Regions from separate parts of the Homo sapiens genome. Here region 2 is linked to region 1. A link is an interaction called in ENCODE POLR2A ChIA-PET data of the cell type or tissue named here. Cell type or tissue: OCI-LY7. All regions are shown on one strand. Each heading gives the region's core, and the rest is flanking DNA. Links, peaks and the distances in the headings are about the cores only.

Evidence for each region. Peaks named below come from ENCODE experiments on the same cell type or tissue, not always from the same donor. Only the 100,000 strongest peaks of a DNase experiment are listed, where the experiment ranks them.
Region 2: POLR2A ChIA-PET joins it to region 1 with 6 read pairs; 1 of 35 experiments calls an interaction of 5 or more read pairs at or near these places.

What each region holds. Positions count from the first base shown.
Region 1 is chr3:182,390,817-182,397,972 of GRCh38, forward strand. No RefSeq gene overlaps it. Among named protein-coding and RNA genes, the nearest start is that of LINC01994, 92 kb to the right of the region's middle. In OCI-LY7, for the core only: no CTCF peak of the experiment used is centred there; DNase peaks (open chromatin) are centred at 2,525 and 3,355; H3K4me3 peaks cover 1,805 bases; H3K27ac peaks cover 2,448 bases.
Region 2 is chr3:181,981,626-181,988,781 of GRCh38, forward strand. All of the region lies in intron 5 of LINC01206 (long intergenic non-protein coding RNA 1206), which reads left to right. Among named protein-coding and RNA genes, the nearest start is that of LINC01206, 33 kb to the left of the region's middle. In OCI-LY7, for the core only: a CTCF peak has its summit at 3,859; a DNase peak (open chromatin) is centred at 3,966.

The DNA of each region.
Region 1 (7,156 bases), core at 2,407-4,906:
AAGGCACTGGAAAGGACATTACTGGTGTTTGGAATCATAAAGGCCAAAATTGTATCATTATTTACTCTCAACAGCAGTGTCCTTATAAACACAAGTGCTTGGGAGGAAAAAACTGAAGGTATACATAAAATGTTAATTAGAAGTGTATGTGTATAAATTATTTTACAAATGAGGAAAGAAAAAGCTCTTATAGGACTATTCTTATATATTCTTAAGGACCATAGGCAGCTTCTTTTAATGTTAAGAATGTATGCTACTTTTAAGAGAAGGATGTTAAGCTTGTTCCCAATCCCTTTTATTTTAAACATATGTATCCCTGAGAAGGTTAGCATTGTGCTGGAAATAATTTTGATGCATATAACAAAGCTATAAAAAAGAACAACAGGAAGAGATAGATAAATTTGTGAGGTTTCAAAATAGCTGGTAGGCTTGTAAGATCACATAGCAGGGTTCCTGGCATTACCCACTAGGGAGAATAACAGAATATTCCCGAATCTTGGATTTCAGGAAACTACATTGTAAAGCACTAGTTTTTGAACACACAAGTCAGTCTCAGCACATATCTGTCAATCACCCCACTGACACAATTGAAAAGGAGAATATTCTATCAGTATTTTTATAGAAGATAGAATCCAAGTTGTGTTATTTAATAAAGGTAAGTGTATTTTGAGTAAGATCAAACAATATTTCATCAACTAACTAAATCCCTTTTTCCTGAGTATTTTCTCTAAAATGATTGTTTGGGGGAAATTTAAAATTCATTATTTACCAGTAATTTGGATAGGTTCTTTTTTTCATTCAAGTAATAATAGTAAATACAAAAACAGCAATAGTTACAATAATAATCAAGAGTGTTTGTCTAATAATGTAGAGTCACCTTTGATGTGCCAGGCACTTGCTCAAGCCAAGGGGTGTGGAGATAAATCAGTCCCTGCCCTTATAGATTCCAGACTAATAAGGGAGATAAACACGGACTTAAATGATTATGATACAATCAGATAAGTTATCACAGAGTTGTCTGTAAAGATCATGATGACCTGGAATTCCGTACATGCAGGAATTGCTATTAAGTGCTTTTGAATGAAGAGAGTAGCCATCTGCCCGGCCAACCTACATGTGCATTATTCTGTCATTCTCCTCCTCTCTTGGTTGGACTCAACTTATAGCCTATTTGACCTGTGGCACTGGCCAGACCATTGGCCAATTTCCTAGATTTAATTCATGCTAGCCATTAATATCCTGTTGCATCAAAATACAGTATCGGGCAGGGGAAAAGCACAGTACCAGAATTATTTCTCCCGAGAAGAGGCAAACCAAAGTTTCCCTAATAGCAATTAAATGTTTCAGAAAGCACAATAACTCTTTTCCATATGTTGGGATATAGGGCAATCTTATTAGACAATTAGAAGAGACCTGGACTTAGATAAGGAAACTAATTCATTGTGAGTCTATAGGCAAGACATTTTATGAAAATCTGCCCAAGATTTAGATCACTCCTGTACTTAACTGGGTTTACAAGGCCCTTTCTTTCTATGCATTTATTTTGCATTTAGGGTAAGAAACCACCAGGTGGACTCCTGAGCCTTTTTTAGAGCCTCATGGTTCAAACAGCTAGGCTTCCTGCAGGTATAGTTCACAAAGAAATATAGTTTTTTTTTTTCCCCCACGAAAACAACTTTTATTAAAACAGTGAAGTGCAAATATTAAATATATAAGGACTCTTTTTCTAGAAAGAATACAGAACATAGAGCAAGACTTGGAGGAGTAAAAACAGCATGGATTTTTAGAGCTGGAAAATCTCTTTTCTAATTCAAACTCTGAAATGATGGCCCAGAGTAGCTCAGTGACTTTACCAAGGCTACACTGCCAGTCCAGGGAAGAGCTGAGAGCAGACTCCTAATCTACAAGCTTCCTGTTAGTCTTCTACTGAACACGTTCCTCACGTACCTCCTGTTAATGACTCTTTACAACCCACCAAGGCTTCTTTTCACACTCGAGTTAAGATAGGATGTTTCCTTAAATTCACCTTGAATCTCTTCACCTAAGCCTGTACACAACTTTGGGACTTTTCAGGACATTCAAAGCCCCTGTGTAAGGCCCCACATAATAACTCCTCACAAGACAGCTCTTATCTTCCTGCTTATAACTCCTTAAGAACTGCCAGCATTGCCTGCATACCCCCTGCTCCTAGTCCTTGTTTTACATATAGTGGCAAAGTCAAAAAAGAAAAAAAGAGAGATATGTATAATTGTTTATACAGTTGTAATTGTCTCAAGCAAATGGAGAGGATTTATTTCTTTTCCACCTGGACTAATTCTTCCCAAACTTCTCCATATTCTGACTTTTTGATACTTTCAAATATAAATATATTGCTATGTTTACTCTTTAAGCATTTGTTCCTTGAAGAGACGTTTTCAAGCACCTATTAGGTGCCAAGCAGGGTTACTGGGTACTGGAACAGCAGCAAAGCCACACTGTGCCTGCCCTGATGGTGCTAACACTTTAAAGGGGAGAGGGACCAGGGAATGAGCAGCATGCAAATACATTTGTATGTTTAGATTGTACAGTGAGTGTAAAGGAAAACAATGAGGGAAGTGAGAATGAATGCTGTGGATATCCACTTTAAGTTGAAGAAGTGGCAAAAAAATTACAGCTTCTTTCCTGTGATTTTATAATCTGTCTTTGTGACAAAATCTGTACTTTTCTAGTGGGATGTTACTTGTTTTCTCAGAATAAAACTTTCAGAAAAAGAGACATAAGATCATTTCTCCATATCGCCTTAACTTCCTCGTCTATAAAATAGGTAATCATAATGCTCCTCAGCCTACCGACCTCATATAGGTACTTTGTGAATAAAATAAGTCCATAAATGTGAGGTTGCCTCCAATATGTCACGTATTATTTAGAACAACTAATAGAATTTATACTGAAGTACAGTTTTTTAAAAAAAGAATAACAGCAATACATTTGGAAACATCTTGACAAACAAATAAACATTATGTCTCACCACAGGTTTTGACGGCAATTAAAGATGCCCACTTTCTAAAAATGTAACAAAACTTAGGATTCCCAAGTGAGCCAGCAAATATGCCCCTTTTAGCTTCTGTGCCAGTATTATAGACTCTGCCTTTAATTTTGTTTAACTGTAATAAAAGCTTATCATGCAGCCAAATCCCCACAGCAATGGACTCAAACGTTCTGCATGTGGAAGCCTGCTACCTTTCAGCTTCCCCGTTAAACACCTGTTCTGGGCTTGGGCCATGCTTCTGGTTTCTCATTCAGGTGGAGAGTCTTGCTTAAGGGGACAGGCAGGTATTTTTGCTGTCACCAAAGACAGCTAATTTGGGAAGCCTAATCTCGCAAAGGGGCCAAGTTTCAGCTCTCAGAGTGTTAGGTTTAGAGTAGAAGGAACTCCGCCCAGAAATGCAACCTGAATACTTCCCCCTCTGCCTCTCTCCTGTCATTGCTGAGAATCCTCTAAATAACTGACAACTTTTACAGATTTCAGGCAGCCAGGTCTGCATGGGAAGCTCCCATTCTTTCCTGTCACCGGTCTAATTTAATACTTTCCTCCTCAGATGGATATAGCACTCTTGACAAGCAGTTGCCTTGTGGTTTACTTCTGCTAATTCAAACACAACAATAGGATGATAAATTAGTTACAGGGATTGAAGGAAGGAAGAATTTTACAGGTGTGAATTCTTAGCCATGTCTGATCCAAATATTTCCAGAGGAATCATATGCTAGGCAAATACCATCTCCCCACTTTCCAGGCCTTTGCATCTCTTAATAGAAAAAGATGTCTTTTACAGGCGACAATTTTGCAATTTTGTTTAACCATAAGGATGAATCTTTGCCTGTCCTCCTTTCCAAAGCACTACTATGGAATAAAAAACAAGTTTCATTCAATAGTTCATCGGATAATAAGGATTGGTGATGCCAGTCACTGATTTCATTTCCAAACTGTGACTTAAAATATACAGCAGTGCTAGCAGCTGTTGATCATCTTAATGCTGGTGAGAAACAAAAGCAGTTACTCTCTGTCCCAGACCATTTTGATTTTAGAATGGAGAATTCTGTGCATAAAGTATTAGCTTGAAGGATTTTGTCATTAAAGTTTTGGAGAAAGAGCAAGTAATGTCTCAAGCACCTGCCTACTCAATCATAATCACTATTTCACAAGTAGGGAAATTAATTCTCAAAAAGCTGTGCATGATTTTTATAGTCCCAAAAAAAAATCTGATGGCAGATTAACCTTGAGAACAATTACAATTGGGAACATTGTTGGACTCTGGATATTCATTTATTTATTGAGCATCTACTATATTCCAGGAAGTCTGGATCATCTGTGAACAAAACAAAGATTCCTGTCTTTATAGAGCCTACATTCTTGTGGTTTTCAAGAATAATGTCCATATATTTTTGGGTAACTATGTCTCTATTAACTGTTTCACTACATGTTTTTGTCCTACACTTCTGGAAGATAGAGCCAACACACCTGAAATTAAACACACATGCACACACACACACACACACAGTGCACTAAGTACACATGAGCATGTTTATAAGAATTGGAGTAAAACTGGAGTGATGATGGCCTCCTAAAATTAATCAAGAAAAGCCACTGGGTTTAGCAAGCCTCGATCCTCTGGTTTGTTTTTGTTTTTTGTTTGTTTGTTTGCTTGTTTTTTTAAGAAAGCAATAGCTATTAAAACAGGCAGGAAAGAGAAAAAAATCCCAGGTGGGGAATACAAGAGGAAGCGCACACAGATTGGAAAGAGAGCACAGGTCCAAGAAACAAAGGGAACTATTACAGATAAGGCCAGAGTTCAAAAACAACTTGTTGCAGAATTTTACCTTGCCCATTTTCTTTACAGAATAATTAACAGGAACATTAAATATAATATGTTAATATATTGACATATTATAGGATGGCTTTTCAAGAAAGAAGTGTGTTTTCCAAACACCAGCCATGGACAAAACCATAGGTTAAGGTCAACCTCTACAAGTCAACAGGCTTTTGTGTGATTAAAGAGTCATTTGGAAGAGTTAACAAATTTTCGGTGTCTTCTCAGGCAATTAGAATTTATATTTTGATTATTTACCTCAGTCATTTATTAAGTTGAAAAGATTTAATGTGCAATGCAAATGTTTAAGGTACATAATAAATTTGTTGTAAGGTCAATACAAGTGATGTTTTCATAAAACATATTTGGCATAATGTCACCACCCTGCTAACCTGGGAGATGCTTAATAAATGGTGATCTGTAAAAGGTATCTCCAGAGTCCACTGGCCCTATCGATTATGATCAAGTAAGCAGGTGCTTGAGAAATTACCAGTTATTTTCAATGATTCCAAAAGGCCAATCCTTTTTAATACCAAAAAAAGCACCCCCCAACCCCCAAATGGCAACGACAGTCTTTTTTTTTTTTTTTTTTTTGGAGATGGGAGTCTCGCTCTGTCGCCCAGGCTGGAGTGCAGTGGCAAGATCTCGGCTCACTGGCAGTCATTCTTTTATCGTTACTATGCAGACAGTATGTGGTGCTTGTACCTATTTCAGAAGCCCACACTTCTGAGGTAGAGATGTGGAAGCATCAGCCACCCCCACCTTTCTGGTTATCACAACATGAGCACAACTATGTATCCAGCATAAGCCGTTCTGCTTTTATCTGCTAACTAGTAATGCTTGGTGTACTCAAAGTAAAGGCTCATTGGTATATAGAACTCGATTTTCTTATCCCCAATTATATAAATGTATATTGAATAAAATATAATTTTTTCTAACCCAGGTTTTGGCTTTAAAATAATGTTAAATAGGAGCCCAGATTGAGGGTTCATTCATTCTAAAAATACATGTGAAGGACATCGTGTCTTCTGTGCATTTGTATTTCCAATAGGTTTTACAAGGTTATCTAGGTTGTAGAAAGATTCAAATCTTTACAAAATCTTCAGAAAGGTTTCAATGCCATGTGACCAGACTATCAAATGATATTTCAAGTTATTTCCTAGAAAGGCCAAGCAACCTATGGAATGTTTATTAATAATTTTTTTAAAGGCTGTGTATTTAACTCTATAGCTCTGCCTCACTCTCTAATGTGTTCCATTCTGCCAGTTCTCTTCATTGTGGCCCAAAGCACAGGGGAAGGCAAAGACTATGGTCTGGCTGTCAGGGCTCACTCTACTATTCACTATTTACGTATATAATGTCAACTCTCTCCCTTTCTCACAATCTCTCTCTGTCATGAACTTCTCGAATGGCATCACAGTGAATCAAATCTGGAGCTCTTTCCATCCCTGTTGCTAACAGCCTCAGTGTACATCTCACCATGGGTGGTGGAATGGAGAATGAGGATTTCCTCCTCCTACCACACCACCCCTGGCTCTGTGCCATCAAGGTGGGGGCAGATATCTACCTGCCAAAACCCCTCTCTCCAACACCTCCCTCACTAATTTAAAAATGGTAAGCCTAGTAGGAAAAATTAGAAGAAATAAACAACAATAAAAGTGATGACTCATCAAAGCTTAACTCTCAGTGCAAGGTAATCTACATTGCATTGAATCCTCTAATGATTATTATGTTTTTACACTTAACAGCTGTTGCAGATAAACAACTCTGTTCACATTATTAAGCACCCCCCAGCTTCAGCTTTCAAGATCATGCGGTTGCAAGAGGGCACATAAACAAGCCAGTTGGGCCATTTCTGTTGAGTAACTTTTGTTGTCTTCTCATTAGTATGCTTCTGTGACTTTGCCATTCCTGATCATGACAAAATTGTGTCAACTCACTGAAGAAAGAAGGACCATCAAGCAGTACTCCAAGCCACGTAAAGGGATTGTTCAAAACTTCTTTAAAATCAAGTGAGCCAGACATGGTAGCTCACATCTGTCTGCAATCCCAACATATTGGGAGTCTGAGGCAGGAGGATTGCTTAAAGACCAGCCTGGGCAACATAGCAACACTCCATCTCTACAAAAAATAACATTTAAAAAAATTAGTTAGACATGGTGTCGCACACTTGTGGTGCCAACTCGGGAGGCTGTGGCAGGAGGATTGCTTGAGCCCGAGAGATTGAGGCTGCAGTGAGCCATGATTGTGCCATTGCACTCCAGCCTAGGTAACAGAGTGAGACCCTGTCTCAGTTAACCAATCAGTTA
Region 2 (7,156 bases), core at 2,692-5,191, 410 kb before region 1:
CTAAGATTCATCTGTGAGCTAAATTACAGGGGAAGCCATTATCATTCATTTTACATGCACTATTGGTTCAGGTTGTCAGCCAAGCACCTCTGGATCACAGGGGAGGATTTTGCTAGCTTTGAGAATCTGAGAATTGAAATGGTCAACCAAGTTATTTCACTGTCCTTCTCATCAACAAATACTTTTTAATCTAAGCAAAATGGTGTCTAGGTCTTGTCTGAGTTCTGTGGCAGGGTTGGGATAGAGGAGTAGAAATTTAAAATCTTGTTAGAAGAGACCAAACAAATATTAAACAATTAGGAATCAATTAAATGTTAAACTCTATGGAATTAAGTAGAAAAGTATTTTAGAGAAAGGCAAGGTGAATATCAATTTGAGGAAATCTGTTAGGCTGATGGAAGAGGTGAGACTTGGACCAGGGTTTTGAAGTGGGAAGCTTGGAGTAGAGGATACGTGGGTGCACGTTAAGGGGAAGGGTGTGTTTGTGTGTGTGTTATGCATGGTGCTCAGGCACTGTTTTCTGGGGTCGTGGTTGGGGGTAAGTGTGAGAGGAGAAAGATCATGAGCAAAGACATGTAAGTAAGAACCTAGATACCATGGGTAATACACTTAGAGAAATGTGACTGATGAGAGGAAAAAATGTGCCCATTTGCTGTCAGGATTAGGAGTCTTATTTCTAAGTCCTTACAACAACCTACAATATAAGTATTACCATTGCCATTTTGGAAATGAAGAAACTGGGATTTTGAAAAATGCATTGCTTTACACATACTAAATGCACAAGCCACCTGAGTCTTCATGAGTTTGTCTGGCATAGTGGGAAATAACAGGTCCACATGGATATCACAAACTAATAGAGACCACTTGCTAAAACTAGGGCTAACATTATAATATACTTTGTGCTCCAGAGTTTCCTGATGGGATCAAACTGAAGGTCATCTGAAACTGAGATCACATCTTGCTTAATATCTCCTCCCCTCCCCACATATTCTCTCCTGTATCCCTCATGCTCCCTCTCCAGAAAACACTCCTAAAAAATCACTTGAAAAGAATCCCCATCGAAGTCTCTGCTTCTGCGGAACACTACCTAAGACTCCAGCATTTGCCAAATAAGGCTCCAAATTGTGATCAATGCATACAGCATATCATTGCTGCAAGTGAGGACTCATTGTGTAGTGGAGCCGTCTATCAGGCAGCATTGTGCTGAGTGGGATGTTGGTGGGAGGTAGTCATAACCATTACCATTAGCCAGTGTGGTTGTAATAAGCACTTTACCTGGATCTTCTTTCCTAAAGCTGATTTCTAACCCTATGAGTTAGGTTCTATGATTGTCTCTGTGCTTACAGATATGGAAACTAACATTTGAGAGAGGAGATATGATTTGCTCACGGCCACACAGCTTGTCAGTGGCAAAGTCAGGATTCCACTACACCTGTGTTTAACATTGCAGCTCCAAAAACGAGTTTGTGCTTACTGGAATATGTAATTTACTAAACATGTAACTTATTAGAATATCTAAGAATTATGGCTCAGGACAGTAAAGAGTTCTACTCAACTTGCAGGGGCAACCTATAATGGTATATATAGTGTAATCCCTTTAAATGAGCACAGAATTATTTGAGAACTCCTGGGCATAAAAGTGAATGGCAAATTGGGCAGAGAAGTTTGAAGTAAGTAGAAGATATGGTAACCACATGATTAATCAACGAAATGGAACACTATTGAGGGCAATAGGAGATGCCATTAATAATTACACAAGGATAATAAGTGTAAGACAGACTGAGCAAATCAGGATGTATGATCACTTCAGTAATAGGAGGCAACAAGGAGCTATAGTAAGTTCTTGAGCAGGAGAGCGAAATAATTCTTCTGTAAATGGTGTGCAACATGATTTGGAAGAAACCTTGGAAAGTAGGAGAGCAGGAGACAGGAGATTGTTCTACAGATACTAATGTGGTCTGTCTGAGTTTCTGTCCTGGCCTCTGGTTTTCTTTCTAGTTCACTGCTAGAAATGGTGGTTCTTTCTGGACCTCAACAGCTTTCCAAAGGCTGTCAGCCAATCCTTTTCCCAGGACATCTGAACCCTGTTCTGGTATTCCCAACCACTGGTTAGATCCTTTGTTTAATTCAGAAGGACTTTGCCCTGGAACCAAATATCCTCATTCTTTTTTTTTTTTTTTCTTTTTTTTTGGTGGTGATGTTGTTTGAGACAGGGCCTCACTCTGTTGCCCAGGTTGGAGTGCAGTGGTATGATCTTGGTTCACTGCAACCTCTGCCTCCCGGGTTCAAGCGATTTTCTTACCTCAGCCTCACGAGTAGCTGGGACTACAGGCAAGCGCCACCACGCCTGGATAATTTTTGTATTTTTAGCAGAGATGGGGTTTCAGCATGTTGGCCAGGCTTGTCTCAAACTTCTGACCTCAGGTGATCCACGCGCCTCAGCCTCCCAAAGTGCTGGGATTACAGGCATGAGGCACTGCGCCTGGCCCAAAATATTCTCATTCTGCTGGTTCTACTTTCCTGAAATATCTATATCTTCATGGGGTATCCTGTGCCCCAGGGGCCTTGTGACTTTTCCCATAGAAAACAAGGTCTGGATGAACAAAAAGAAAGAGGTGCACATTTCCCACTGAGAATCTCAGACATTTTGCCTAGATAGATTTGTCCTAAAACTTACTTCCCTCTGCTTAATGTAAGTAAAATGAAAAAGGTCATTTTGTATAAGTGGTCCTTTTTTTTTTCAGCCTTATACTCCTGAGAATTTGTGGCAGTCCTGGGTTAAACGATGAAGGCTTCTTATTCTCATGTAGGTCTCACAGCCTCTTGTCTCCCTGAGTTTTAAACACATTGCATTACCTTTCCAGAGGTAAGATTAGGGTCAATAGTTTGAATTTGGGTTTCAGAGGGGAAAGACAGAGGACCTAATATTATTGATGGAGAGCTCCTTTGCAAAAAGGGGGTGGGAGGGAGAGAATGGTGTATCCAGCAAATCTCCAGGGTCTGCAGAGATTTAAAAATATGTAAAAAATATATATTTATATATATATTAAGCTTGTAGCTTATGTCCTTTGGAATTGAAACACATGTTCTTTCACAAGGCAGCTTCCTGTGTCCCTGTCCTTTGGAAAATGCTGCCTCCTGGTCTGCTTGTGTGGAGAAAGAATGAGGAAGACAAGGAAATTAAGGAAGGACCCCTCATTATGTGAATATGGGATTTTGTTTCTAAATACAGATAGATTGTCCAATCTTAAAAAACCCAAACTTGTGAAATGGGCTTTGACTGTATTTTTCTTTCTTTCTTTCTTTCTTTCTTTCTTTCTTTCTTTCTTTCTTTCTTTCTTTCTTTCTTTCTTTCTCTCTTTCTTTCTTTCTCTCTCTTTCTTTTCTTTTCTTTTTTTGAGATGCAGTCTTGCTCTGTCACCCAGGCTGGAGTGCAGTGGTGCTATCTCAGCTCACTGCAACCTCCGCCTCCTGGGTTCAAGCGATTCTCCTGCCTCAGCCTCCTAAGTAGCTGGGATTACAGGTGCATGCCACCAGGCCCAGCTAATTTTGGTTATTTTTAGTAAAGACAGGGTTTCACCATGTTGGTCAGGCTGGTCTCGAACTCCTGACCTCTTGATCCTCCCACCTCGGCCTCCCAAAGTGCTGGGATTACAGGCGTGAGCCACCGCGCCCAGACTCGAGTGTATTTTTCTACCTTTACAACATAGTGAAAAGCACCCAAACTTTAGAATTACATAGATCTGGGTTCAAATTCTAGATTTATTGTTTAATAGTTATATGACTTTGGATAAGCTCTATAACCTCTTAGCTTGATTTTCCTCATTTATAAAATGTCAGAGAAAAATAGCACCCCTTGAGGTTGTCATGCAGTATAAATGAAGTACTATTTATCAGGTCTCAAGCATGAAGCTTGGCACACAGTGAAGTGGAACTGTTGCTTCCTCAGACACGGTTCACATGGGCTAATATCTGCACTTTGCATAGCCCACTCTAAAGGAACGTATCACATTATCTTATATTTAGTTGTCCATGTGCCTGCCTCCCCACCAGAACACCTGTTTCTTTTTGTAGTTCAGAGCCTGACATACAGGTGCTCAGAATATAGTCATTGGATGGAAATTAAAAATAAAATAACCTTTAGTAGTAACCTAATTTCCAGGCAATATTCTCTTTATCTGGAACCTTGACAAAACTTTTTTCTTTTTTTTTTTCTTTCCTTCCTTTTCTTTTCTTTCCTTCTTTCAGTTGTACATTTCCAATGCTGTTTTTTCTTTGGTAAAATGGAGTCCCTCTCTAGGGGCTGCTGTGAGGATTACATGACTCAAGTCTGTGAAGGGCTTTGCACAGGACCTGGTATAGTGCAGTTGCTTGGCAGGGGCCATGGAAGGGTGTTGAGACAGGGTCTCACTCTGTTGCCCAGACTGGTTTTGACCTCTTGGGCTCGAGCAATCCCCCTGCGTTAGCCTCCCATAGCACTGGGATTACAGGTGTGAGCCACCATGCCCAGCCTAGTGCAGATAATTGTGTAAGTGCTTCTGATAATTGTGTCCAACTTGTGTATTTGCTATTACAGAAGAACAGCTTTTGAGGTAATTTATGTTGAAATTTCTATCTCTTAAAAACATGTTTTCATTACAAAACTAATACATGCTCACCGTTAAAAATTTGGCAAATATAGAAAATAGAGACTCCTCAGTCTAATGATTGGCTCCTTTCTGAGGCTTCTGTGGAGCAGATTTATGGTGGGCAACATTCTTCTTGCAAGGCATGAGAAAATTAGAAACCTGGACTGGAATACTCGCACAGAACCGCAGATGTAGAAATTCTCAAGCTTGGGCAGTCTAGACCTAGAGCACATGTCCTGGTAAAGCTCCTGAATTGGTTTGGAGAACCTAATCAATGATAGGCTTACCTACATGACACCTTTCATTCCAGTCAGCGTTTCTGAAGCCTGCCTTGGTGAAATCACAGCGTGGCTGCAGAACTGACATGGGCCCAATTGTCCTACCACTCGTAGCATCACCACCTGGACTCAGACAGCTTTGGCTACTGGTCCAGACACCTGGCTCTCAAGCCCTGATTTTGGTGAAGTTTGTCTAGTGTTGGTTTATAAAAGCCTATAGTGTCAGTAAGGTTCTGCCCACACTAATAACCCTACTCAACTAGTTACAGTTGTCTCATCAGCTGCTTTAAATACCTTCTCTCATTTTGGAGCACCTAACAACACAGAAACCCAGCCCTGTCTCTCACTCAATGAACTGACCCTTTAGTGGTGGATCTAGTGACTGTGTATGGAAATGGCCCATATTAGCAGTGTGGCCACACACGTGCTTATTGTCTTCTCTTTCTTTCCATAAGTGAGGAGCATCACTAAGGGTACACCAACAATTTTATTCTTTTGATTCAACATCAGAACTTCCAAAGTGGCCCTTCCTGTCCATCCCCGTTGTTTCAGTCTTCTTGAGGCCCTAACATGTGCTATCCTATAGGGTACTTCAACCCCGTTACAATCCACATTTTTCAGTCCAACTTCTTGGAAAAAAAGATGTAGCCAATACCCAGCTGCTGCAGTTTGCTGCCCAGGAGTTTATCACCATTGTCCATAAGTCCATGCTTCTCCAATGCTATTTTCTTTGCCAAGAATATTCTATCTCTTGGAAAAGTCCTGCTATTTTACCTAATCTGAATGTTGCTACGGTAAAATCTTAGTTGATTCTGGAAAACAGTTATCCACTTCTTTCCAATGCTTTCAGAGCCCACAGTTTTGCCTCTTTTACTGCCCTTATAGTATGTTGTAATTATCTATTTATACATCTGTCTCCTCCCACTGGAATGTGAGATTGTGGAAGCCAGCAATAGCTCATATTCGCGGGTGCATCCCCAGCCCCTAGCGCATAGTAGGCGTGTAGTGTTGATTGGAGGAGTGACTAGTGACTAGAATCAATGTTCTTTTGCTCATGGAAAATGGCTTTTAGGCTAATATGCTTTTGTGATTTAGCAAAAAATGATAAAGTTCAAAGTGGAAAAAAGTTTCCTAACCTGTTGTGACATACAGCAAGAGATTTTATTGCATATTTCTGTTTTTATCTGCCATATGGCTTTCCATTCACAAACTGCTCTAGTGAGAATTAGTTTTGCAGGTAATTTTCTAATGATTGTCTTGGGATAAACAAATTTATCAGACTTGTTTGGCTAATGTATTCAAGGAGGTTCACAGGGGAAAAGATTAATCATCTAAGAAGCAAGCGGGTGTCTGTCATTAGGCGGAAGGGTCCAGAGAGATGATCGGAGCTGAGCGAGTGGTTGCTATGACTGCAGATACCTTTCTCTCCCTTTGTGAGGTCAACAGCAGCTCCCAAGCTGATTGGCTAAAATTAGATTATCCTGCTGACCAACTATGGGAAGTTAATTTCATCAGAAAGAGAAAAATGGTAGGAAATCCTGCTGTGATGCTACAAAGGAATTTTCTTTAGAAACCCAGAGTCCAAGTTTGCTTTCATTATAATTAATATGTTCCGTCTAATAAAATAATTTAAGGGAAGCAGACAATAGCATTAGTCTATTATTTTGTATATCCATATAAGCTTTAATCTTGTTTGTCCTAAAACCAACTCTCAAAGTTAAAGTTACCTTTATTTTCCTGTAAATACCTTCCATAACCAAAGACTGTAATCGTGTATGTGTTTATATAATTGGAGATAGGCTAATTGTGAAAAATACAAAAGGAGCTGGCACAATTAAAGGTATCTGCTTACAGGGCTCTTGCCCTAGGGAAATAGTAGGCACAAAAAACTTTAAGCAGAATCATTTACCTTTGGATTGAGAGCATAGTTTTAATTGAATTTGAATAGAATTCTGCCTTCCAAAGGGTTCTGTCCCTGTAAGTCTTATACTGCCTACCCTCTGGCTTTCCACCTGGTAAATCCTTTGTTCTGGAAATTAATCACCACTGACCTGGCTTATTACATTTATTTCTGTACAGAGAAAATACAGACGTAGTTCATCTTATGAAAAAGAATGTTGTCTGTTTGCAGGCTCTACTGAGTTATAAAACTAAGTGGATGTAAAACACAAACCAAAGAAAACCAACCCAAAGATTTAAAAAAATTTTTTTTTGTTCTTTTGTGACTATGGAAATAAAATATGATTAAGA